Linked DNA regions of Homo sapiens: region 2 is linked to region 1. Evidence: chromatin contacts called from ENCODE Hi-C or POLR2A ChIA-PET data. All regions are on one chromosome and are shown on one strand. The core of a region is the stretch at or near the end of the contact, and the rest is flanking DNA. Distances in the headings are between cores, read along the strand shown.

Evidence for each region. A loop is a pair of places that touch in the nucleus more often than their neighbours do. ChIA-PET counts read pairs that join two places held with the same protein, here RNA polymerase II (POLR2A). Pooled maps may share reads with other maps.
Region 2: a loop to region 1 is called in a map of naive thymus-derived CD4-positive, alpha-beta T cell, with 4 times the contacts of the local background. The contact joins the promoter of ELOVL3 here to the promoter of ARMH3 in region 1. A Hi-C loop is called at or near these places in 1 of 168 maps with a recorded cell type or tissue (naive thymus-derived CD4-positive, alpha-beta T cell) and 3 of 50 pooled maps. POLR2A ChIA-PET finds 5 or more read pairs at or near these places in 1 of 52 experiments (GM12878).

What each region holds. Positions count from the first base shown.
Region 1 is chr10:102,052,779-102,058,055 of GRCh38, reverse strand. ARMH3 (armadillo like helical domain containing 3) reads left to right here and starts at 1,883. Exons shown (of 26, transcript NM_024541.3): 1 at 1,883-1,971. RefSeq lists a silencer at 1,794-2,183.
Region 2 is chr10:102,223,602-102,228,878 of GRCh38, reverse strand. ELOVL3 (ELOVL fatty acid elongase 3) reads right to left here and starts at 2,580. Exons shown (of 4, transcript NM_152310.3): 1 at 2,230-2,580; 2 at 1,122-1,253; 3 at 311-462; 4 at 1-54. The coding sequence starts at 2,330. RefSeq lists a silencer at 2,549-2,598.

The sequences.
Region 1 (5,277 bases), core at 634-3,133:
CCGCTGAAGCACAGCATCTCGGAGAGGTTTAAGCCTCCGGTTGGCTGCGGGTAGGCCTGGCTGATGTCAGGCTTCCAACAAGAGGTGGTGAAGCAGAGTGTTCTCTAACTTCCTCAGGGAAAGGCCCGTCTGCTAAGTAACAGGTGCCTTCCCAGGCACTGGCGCTATGGCTAGTCCAAGGTCTGCTAAGTAACGGGTGCCTTCTTAGGCACTGGCATTACCGCTAGACCAAGGAGTCCTCTAGTGGCCCTGTCTGGGCGTGACAGAGGGCTCACACTCTTGCCTTCTGGTCACTTCTCACCGTGTCCCTTCAGCTCCTAACTCTGTATGGCCTGGTTTTCCTAAATTATAATTGTAAAATATAAGTTATTAATAAAAGTAATGCTACAAACTAATGATTACTAATATTCATATATAATCACATCTATATTCTATTTCTAATATAGCTATTCTTATTTTAATTATTTTCTTTATTATACTGGAACAGCTTGTGTCTTCGGTCTCTTGACTCGGCACCTGGGTGGCTTGCCGCCCACAGAACTCTTCTCCACTTCTTTTTTGTTTTGAGACGGAGTCTCGCTCTGTCGCCCAGGTTGGAGTGCGATGGCGCGATCTTGGCTCACTGCAACCTTCGCCTCCCAGGTTCAAGCGATTCTCCTGCCTCAGCCTCCCGAGTAGCTGGGATTACAGAGGACTGCCAACACGCCCGGCCATTTTTTGTATTTTTAGTAGAGATGGGGTTTCACCATGTTGGCCAGGCTGGTCTCGAACTCCTGACCTCAGGTGATCCACCCGCCTTTGCCTTCCAAAGTGTTGGGATTACAGGTGTGAGCCACCGCGCCTGGCTTATTTTATTTTTTTTACTTGTTTTTTCTTTTTAATAGTATTCTTGCTGTTATAGCACATCTTTTTAAACCTTCCATTTGTGTATAAAAAAACAGAGACTCAGGCTGGGTGCGGTGGCTCACGCCTGTAATCCCAGCATTTTGGGAGGCAGAGGCGGGTGGATCACCTGAGGCCAGGAGCTTGAGACCAGCCTGGCAACATGGTGAAACCTTGTCTCTACTAAAAAATACAAAAATTAGCCGGGCGTGGTGGTACACTCCTGTAATCCCAGCTACTGGGGAGGCTGAGGCAGGAGACTCTCTTGAACCCGGGAGGCAGAGGTTGCAGTGAGCCGAGATCGCACCACTGCACTCCAGCCTGGGCAATAGAGTGAGACACCATCTCGAAAAAAAAAAAAAAAAAGAAAACAAAGACTCAGAGGCAGGGAGTGGTGGCACGTGCCTGTAATCCCAGCTACCAGAGGCAGAGGCAGGAGGACTGCTTGAGCCTAGGAGGTGGAGGCTGCACTGAGCTGTAATTGTGCCACTGCGGCACTCCAGCCTGGGCAAGGGCAAGATCCTGTCTCAAAAAAAAAAAAAAGGAAAAGAAAAGAAAATAGATTTCTGGCCAAGTTAATAGAGCTTTACACGCTACTTTGCACTTATCAGGCACACACGTATTTGTTGAAAGAATGAGTTTGTTTTCAATCTTTCACGTACAAAGTTGTAATACACATTTGGAAAATATATCTTTCCAAACTTCGCCAGTATTTCTAGAGGATACATGTATTCCTAGAAGTAAAATTGCTGAGGTCAAAGAGTCGGCCATGTTTCGGAAAACTGCTATTGCGACCCAGTAGGCCCTCAATAGACAAGTCCACTGCGAATTTATTTCTCGCGATGCCTTTCGGGAGTTGTAGTCTTTGCGATGCTTGCTGGGAATCGTGGTCTGAGCCGGTCTCAGGAAGCGGGCGTGGACTAACCCATTGCGCGCCGGGCTTTAGGACCCGGCGGGGCGCGGGGACACGGGAAGGGTCGGGGAGGTCGGGAGCGCGCCCGTGAGCCCGGAGCAGCGGCAGCGTCGGTGGCGTCGAGAGCGAGCGGGCCCGGGAACGGCGCGGGTGGTAGAGGAGGAGCCGCGGGCTCGGTAAGCGGCGGCGGCCAGGCCCGGCCCGGTCCTCGAACCTGACCAACCCTGCGGGTCCTGCCATACTAGGCCTTGGCCCCGAGGCGGTTCTGGGGGCGGGGCCTGCGCTGGCCGCGGGGACGACGAGGACGCGAGGGGAGAGGGAGGGAGGACGGCTGCTGAAGCTGCGTATGCCGGGGAGGGCTGGGCCTGGGGGCGGCCGAGCCTAGAGAGAAACGGCTTCGCTCTTCCAGCGGCCGGTCCCTCGGACCACACGGTCCCGGTCACGTCCCTCTCCCGCATCCCTGCGGGGCCTTCTGGCTTCCGAGGTGCTGACCTTTGACCCCGCCAGCTGCCCCGAGAGCTTCCTCTCCTGCTGTTCTTGGTCCTGGGGTGCGGGCGTAGGGCAAGGCACCTCTGAGAATCTCAGGGATAGAGGAAAGCGGGTTTGTGCGAAGTCTTCAGGTGTCCCGGAAGGGCTCCAGTCCTGTCCCTCTCCAGGCTCTGACAGGCTTTAACCCACTCTTCACACGGAATCAGTGAAGCTACTGTGTTTTCTTTGGGTTACTCGGCGAGAGCCCAGGAAAGGAACCTGTTCCCAGGAGGGTATAGGGAAGGAAAAAGTAGAGAGAAACCTGGTCCCCTGGAGAAGGAGAAGCTGAGGCGTGCTGCCCCTGGCGAATGGGGAAGCAGAAACTTGGGCCATACCCAAATGTATGTCACTGGATCATCCGACCCTCCGCAGTTCTTCCTCTCCAGAAAGTTTTTTATTTTATTTTATTTATTTATTTATTTATTTATTTATTTTGAGATGGAGTTTCGCTGTTGTCGCCCAGTCTGGAGTGCAGTTGCCCGATCTCGGCTTACCACAACCTCTGCCTCCGGGGTTCAAGCGATTCTCCTGCCTCAGCCTTGCGCTACCACGCCCAGCTAATTTTATATTTTTGATAGAGACGGGATTTCTCCATGTTGGTCAGGCTGGTCTCGAACTCCCAACCTCAGGTGATCCGCCCGCCTCGGCCTCCCAAAGTGCTGTGATTAAAGGCGTGAGCCACCGCGCCCGGCCTTTTTTTTTTTGTTTGTTTGTTTGTTTTGTTTTTTGTTTTTTTGAGACGGAGTTTCGCTCTCGTTGCCCAGGCTGGAGTGCAATGGCGTGATCTCGGCTCACTGCAACCTCCGCCTTCCAGGTTCGAGCGATTCTTCCCCGTCAGCCCCCCAAGCAGCTGGGATTACAGACGTGAGCTACCACGCCCGGCTAATTTTTGTATTTTTAGTAGAGACAGGGTTTCGCCATGTTGGCCAGGCTGGTCTCAAACTTCTGACCTCAGATGATTCACCCACCTCGATCTCCCAAAGTGTTCGGATTACAGGTGTGAGCCACTGCGCCCGGCCAGAAAAAGTTTTGAGCTTAGTGAGAGCTTTTTCTTTGCTATCCTTTAGTTGCTTTGTAAACTAGGGTAAATATGATTTGTGTCCCTGCCCGTAACTTAGCAGGATTGGAATTATTTTGGGTGTACCTTAAGTTGGATTTGTGTGCACAATAGCTTCTGTGTGAAGACTTTCAGGATATCAGATCACAGTCAAGGGAAAGAGGGATCCCTCTTGTTACGACTGTAAAGGGGGAATACCCATTTCAGTGACTAGAGAAGCCTTTAAGGTGTTTTCATTGGACTTTTAGGTATTACAATTTATTGTTCAACTTTTTTTTTTTTTTTTTGAGACGGAGTCTCGCTCTGTCGCCCAGGCTGGAGTGCAGTGGCATGATCTTGGCTCACTGCAACCTCCGTCTCTCGGGTTCCAGCGATTCTTCTGCCTTAGCCTTCTGAGTAGCTGTGACTACAGGCGCGCACCACCATGCCTGGCTAATTTTTGTGTTTTTAGTAATGACGGAGTTTCACCATATTGGCCAGGCTGGTCTCCAACTCCTGACCTCGTGATCCACCCGTCTCAGCCTCCCAAAGTGCTGGGATTACAGGAGTGAGTCACTGCCCCCAGCCGACTTGTTCAACATTTGGATAATTAAAACAAGGTGAAAACCTCAAAGCAGTCATTATGAAATTTGGAATCTCACACTGAGCACAGTTTAGGAATCTGTAACATTTGGGGAAAATGGCCAAAAATTGATCCAGGATATATAAGGGTGAACTGTTTATTCAACACATTTATTGAGCACTTACTATGTAACTTTGGGAGGCGGAGGCCGGCGGATCACAAGGTCAGGAGATCAAGACCATCCTGGCTAACATGGTGAAACCCCGTCTCTACTAAAAATACAAAAAATTAGCCGGGTGTGGTGGCGGGCGCCTGTAGTGCCAGCTACTAGGAGGCTGAGGCAGGAGAATGGCATGAACCCAGGAGGCGGAGCTTGCAGTGAGCCGGGATGGTGCCACTGCACTCCAGCCTGGGCGACAGAGCGAGACTCCCTCTCAAAAAAAAAAAAAAAAATTTATACAGTGTAATGGGAATACTGCCATTGCTTGGGAGAGTCAGGGAAATCTTTGCAGGGGGGAGATACTTGAGTTGGGTGTTGAAGGATGAGTAGGAGATTGCACAAGTAAGAAAAGGCATTTTTACTCGGCCTGGTGGCTTATACCTGTAATCCTAGCACTTTGGGAGGCCTAGGCAGGTAGATTGCCTGAGCCCAGGAGTTTGAGACGAGCTGGCTCAACATGGCGAGACCCCATCTCTGAAAAAGAAAAGGCATTTCATTTGGAGAGAACAGTACTTGCAAAGGCTTGGTGAGGATGTGAGAGGAAAAAAAATTATTTTAAATCTCAGAAATTTGTCCCAAACAGGATGTGTGGTGGGGAAACTGCTAGGAGGTGAGACTGAAAAGAAAGTGGGGAGTCATTGGAATTTTTTTCTCTTTTTTTTTTTTTTTTTTTTTTTTTAGCTTCTGAGGAGTTTTTTTTAAGTTAGGGAGTGACAGAAATGCAGATTAAAGTAATGAAGAATGAGGCAGTGAGACTAATTAGAGTTGTTGCAATTGACTGAGAGTCTGAAGAAAGTGTAGCTGTGGGAATGAAGAGGAGGGGATTTTGGAAATACTGTACTTCTGAGATTGATTCAACTTCTTAGGAAGAGAGTGGGCTAGGATTTCTAATTTGAGAGAGTGGATGTATGGGGATTTCATTGACAGGATATGGATTAGAAAAAGTAGAGCAGGTTTCCAAAGGTTAGGGTATGGAAAGAGGCATAGGGGATATGGTTTGGTATGCCGAGCTCAGGTTGCTTGTAGGATGTACCGATGGAGACCTTAGTAGGCAGCTGGAAGTGAGAGACCTGGTGAGCTTAATGTATTGGCACCAGCTTTGAGTGAGGGCATAT
Region 2 (5,277 bases), core at 1,331-3,830, 170 kb before region 1:
ACCAGTGAATAAAGATGAGTGGCCGCTTACGCAGGATGATGAAGGCTGTGTCTCCTGGGAGATGGAGAGTCATAGTTGGCATACCACCCAGTGCTGGGACCACCCTCTGCACTGGATGTAGGGACACGGGAGAAATTCTCAGGGGAGGGAAGGGGGTCTTTGTGGCAGAGAATCTGTAGAGGGGCTTGGGTGAGAGGTATTATTGGGACCCAAGGGTAGGAAAGAGACCCTCCATGGGATGGGTGAAGGGAGGGCCCTGAGGAAGGATGCAGTTCACAAGGCACCAGAAAGACAAAGCTTTGCCACTCACCGAGTTCTATGACCTTGCTGAGAAGAAAGACCCAGGACCAGAATTTGACTGTGGAATTATCGATGAAGTTGATGAAGCACACGGTTTGCTTTAGGCCCCCGGTAAGTAGCACAGTCCCCATAATGCCCCACATCCTCACTGCCCCCAGGATACTGAAATGGGACAAAGGAAGATGGTGTAAGTGTCATCCCCAGGCACCAATAATCCACCCTTCCCCCGGCTTGGCCAGGTTACTGTGTTCCAAGCTCTACCACCTCCCCACCTGTCCACAGGGGGTGGGTCAAAGCTCCTGAGATCCTGAAGCCAATCTGGTAGATCCAATCAGTAGTCTAGAGGAGACGAGGGCTGGAGAAAGATCAGGGAATGCAGGGGGATGGGACTGAAAGTTGAGTTAAGGAATGGGGTTCTTGGGAGGGGTTAGGAGCCTGGGAGGAGATGTGTAGAGGGATAGGGGAAGACTGAAGGAGTTTGGGGGAGAAAATATGGGGAAGTTATTGGAGGGTCTTGAGAGAGGGTGTTAGGAGGTGACACTATTAGAGGCTGGAGAAATTAGTTGCGAGTACAGACTCTACGAAGGCAAGAGGGACAAAGCAGAGACCACCAGGTAGGGGTCTAAAAGAGAAGGAAAACAGGATAATATAACAGAAGAGGGTGAAGGCTGGGAGGGGAACTAAAGCCGAGAATGAGATGGGGAGAGTGTTACAAGGCAACTTGGGGACAGGATGGAGGTTGATGCAATCGGGAAAGCTTCAAGGGATAGAATGGTGGTCTAAGATCTAGAGAAGAGGCAGGGAGTGGGATGGGGTCTTACCTGAAGATTGCAAGGCAGAAGGACCAGAGGATGAGAGGCCCTTGCAGGTTGAAGCCCTTGCGTTCCTTCATGTAGTTCTGCCCCACAGCGATGAGAACCAGGTAGATCAGGGCTATGGGGAATGAGGTTGCCCTGGCAAGCAGAAGGCAGAGGGATGGGCTCATGGGTGGGTGCTGATTAGAGAAATGCCCACTCATCTCTCCAGGTGAGTGCTCTGGGTTGGAGTCCCAGTTCTGCCACTTACTAGCTATGTGACATTGGAAAAACCAACTTAATTCTCTGAGCCTTGGCTTCCTCATTTGTAGAGCGCGAATACTACATCTCTCCTGGGGGTATTAACGTATACAAAGTATCTAGCACAGGGCAGGAGCTATGTCCAAGGTTTCTGTGATTATTGCTCTCTCAGTGGGGTTAGAGGTGGGTGACGGCTGTCTGGCCCGCGCCTAGAAGCAGCCCAGGGCTGTGGTGTAAGAAGTGTGGCAATAGCTTCTCCCTGGTTGGGGCTCCTAGAAGCATACCAGGGCTGTGGCGTAAGAAGAATGTGGCAATAGCTTCTCCCTGGCTGGGGTATGGCAAATTGGTTGGAGCATAAAGTCAGCCTCCAAAACCTCTGGGGAGCTTTAAGGCAAAGCCAGAGAGCTCTTCCTGGGGAAAGCTTGGAAGAGCTCTCTGACTTCGCCTCCTTCTCCACAGCAGGAACGGTGGAGCACCTGGGGAACGATGGGATAATTGTAAAGGGCAGGCTGTCCCCCGGGCCCTGCACTGTGCACACACGCGCGCACACACAGCCACAAAGGACGGGGAAGTCATCTAGTAAGGCTTCAGATCAACCTCACGCCTCCAAGACCCTTCTCACTACACGCTCTCTTTGACTTCTGTATATTTCCACGTTCTCCCTCATCCTCTTATTTCTGCTTGCTTGCTTTCAGCTCTAATCTCTTTGAGGTGCCACATACTACCTGCACCTCGGACAAAGGTAGTGTGAAGCCAGTACAAGGGAGTCCCATAACTCTGCTCTGTAAGAAAATCATTGTGGGCATTCAATGCCACCCCCTCGCGCCCCGGCCCCGGGGCCCTGGCATGGCCTTTCCCTCTCCCAAAGTCTCACCAATACTCCTCGAAAAAGGGCCTCATGTCCTTGGACAGCTCGAAGTTATAGGGCTGGAACAGCTGATTTACTTCATGTGAGACATTCATGGCTGTGACCATCTAGTTTTGCAGAAGTCAAGGTCCAAAGCTTGGAGGCGCTGGGTGAAAGGCTGGGGCTCCGAGGATGGCGTGAACCTCGGGGCGAGACGGAACAGAGCCGGGACAGAAGGAACTCCTGGGCAAAGGGAGGAGGGCGTCGAACCTAGGCATGTGCGCGGCGGCGCAGCCAGCTATCCCGGGCGCAGCCACTGCGATATATAACGCGGACTTGCAAAGCTGCCTGCCCGGGCTGGCGCGACCTCTTTCCTGCGCCCCGCCGCTATCCAATCTCGACCAAGATACGCCTCTGCTCCGCCCCTGGGACGCAGTCCGCATTCTGATTGGTCATACTCAAGGGCCCGCCTGCCAGGCGTTTCGCACACCCCGCCCCAAGTCCCGTCGTAGGCCATCGCCCGCCCACTTCCCCAGCCTTTTCTCCCGTAAAACGTCCACCCCATCCTGTGCGGCCTTGCGGGTTCCCTTGGAACTGTCAACCGTGGCCTTTGCCTCGGTTTGCTTTAATCTTGACCTGCTTAGCAGTGAAGAGAGAGGAAAGGTGTCCTTAGGCTTTGGTGCTCCCACCCAGAAATGGAGGCGTCAGTTTCCAGGCTCCCTGAGATCCTGGGAAACCCAGGCCTGTGATGAGCAAATACTAACCTGGGCAACGCAGAGCTTCTGTAGTCCCTTCCACCTCCTAGCTTCGAGTCTGCGGTTGTGAGTGGGTGGAAGGAGATGAATTTTAAGGAGTTTTATTGTTGAGGTTGTTGATGTTGATGTTTGGGTTGTTGAGGCTGTTGTGGTTTCTTTATAGTTTCCTGAATTCCTGAACTGCTCCAGACTGACAGTAATAACCATGGAGAGAGGAAATGGGGTCACCCTCTGGGCTTCTGGAATTATTGTCTTCAGGTTTCCTGGAGGCCTCTTAGGGTTTAGGGAGGGGGAGAGCCAGTGTATCTCCCCAAGGCCTGTTGTTTTCTCTCCCTAACCAAATCTACTTCTTTCTCGCCTGTGTAACCAGCCCCAAAGAAATAAATGTTCTAAAACTTTTAAAAGTTTTACTTGGCTGTCCCTTATTTCTTTCCTAGGTTTTATGAAAGCGAAGGAGAAATACAAGGCTTGAGGGCAGTTTGAGATAAGGTGGAAATTTGCAAAAAGTGCTAAGAAACATAGATATAAAATAATTAAAATCAAGATGTGGGTATAAATGGCTATGTGCAGTAAAGCTCTAGAGCCAGAGGATCCAAGTAGGAACCCCAGCTCTATTTCCTGAACCTCAGCCACTGTCTATGCGAGGGTGTAGTGGAAGTCCTATCAGTGCCATCTAAGTGACTCAAAAGTGCATCTCTTTGTCTCTGTACCTCATCACTTCTCACCTGGTCACGTTACCTGGTTGCACTGCCTCTTTCTCTAATACAGTGCTTCTGCTCTTCACTGCATTGCAATCAGAAAAGAGTTCCTATACCTGGCTGATTACCAGATTCCTGAGCCTCAACTGCAGAGATTCTGGTCCTATAGGTTGTCTCAGACTGTACTTGGAAAACCACTACTTTCTGTTTGCTCATCCAGAAAACAGCTCTGCTTTCCTGCTTAAAAACCTTCAGTGGTTCGGCCGGGCACGGTGGTTCACGCCTGTAATCCCAGCACCTTGGGAGGCCGAGGCGGGCAGATCATGAGGTCAGGAGATCGAGACCATCCTGGCTAACACCGTCAAACCCCGTCTCTACTAAAAAATACAAAAAATTAGCCGGGCGTGGTGGCAGGCGCCTGTAGTCCCAGCTACTCGGGAGGCTGAGGCAGGAGAATGGCGTGAACCTGGGAGGCAGAGCTTGCAGTGAGCAGAGATCGTGCCACTGCACTCCAGCCTGGGTGACAGAGTGAGACTCCGTCTCAAAAAAAAAAAAAAAAAAAAAAACCTTCAGTGGTTCCTGATGGCTCCATATATAGCCTGACAGCTAATCAAAAGGTGATCAATACATGTCTATGGATGAATGAATAAATAAAAGAATGAATATTACAAGAATAATGCCATCTAGGTCTTACAAGACCCAAGTTCAAGTCCCAGCACCCCCATTAATGAGCCATGTGATTTTAGGCAAGTTACCTAGCCTTTGTCACATTCTACTTCAGAAAAAAATGCATATAGTCATACTCGCCTGCTTATGTCACAAGGTTGTGATTAGTATGCAAGCCAGATAATGTAGATAAAATGATATTGTGGACTAGACACATGGAAATGGCAAGGTGAATCATTATGGGAGGTTTACAAGTGCATATGGAGAATATATACTCAGTCCTGGATTTCTCTGTGAAGATATTTAACATTGTCTTTCCCTGTGAGGTTTAATGGTGAGGCTTGGAGGAGGTGTATGTGGAAGAGGGAAAGAAGAACACTCGGGGCTGGGCACGGTGGCTCACGCCTGTAATCCCAGTACTGTAGGAAGCTGAGGTGGGGGGATTGCTTGAGCCCAGGAATTTGAGACCAGCCTGGGCAACATGGTGAAAATCCATCTCTACAAAAAGTACAAAAATTAGCTGGGCATGGTAGCGCCCACCTGTGGTCCCAGCTACTCAGGGACTGAGGAGGGAGGATCACTTGAGCCAGGGAGGTCAAGGCTGCAGTGAGCTGTGATCGTGCCACTGAGCTGTGATCACACCACTGCACTCCAGCCTGGGTGACAGAGTGAGACTCTGTCTCAAAAAAAAAAAAAAAAAGCTAGGTGCAGTGGCTCACGCCTGTTATCCCAGCACTTTGGGAGGCTGAGGTGGGCAGATCACCTGAGGTCAGGAGTTCAAGACCAGCCTGGCCCACATGGTGAAACCCCATCTCCACTAAAAATACAAAAATTAGCTAGGTGTAGTGGCGGATACCTGTAATTCCAGCTACTTGGCAGGCTGAGGCAGGGAGAATTGCTTGAATCTGGCAGGCGTGGGTTGCACTGAGCAGAGATTGTGTCACTGCACTCCAGCC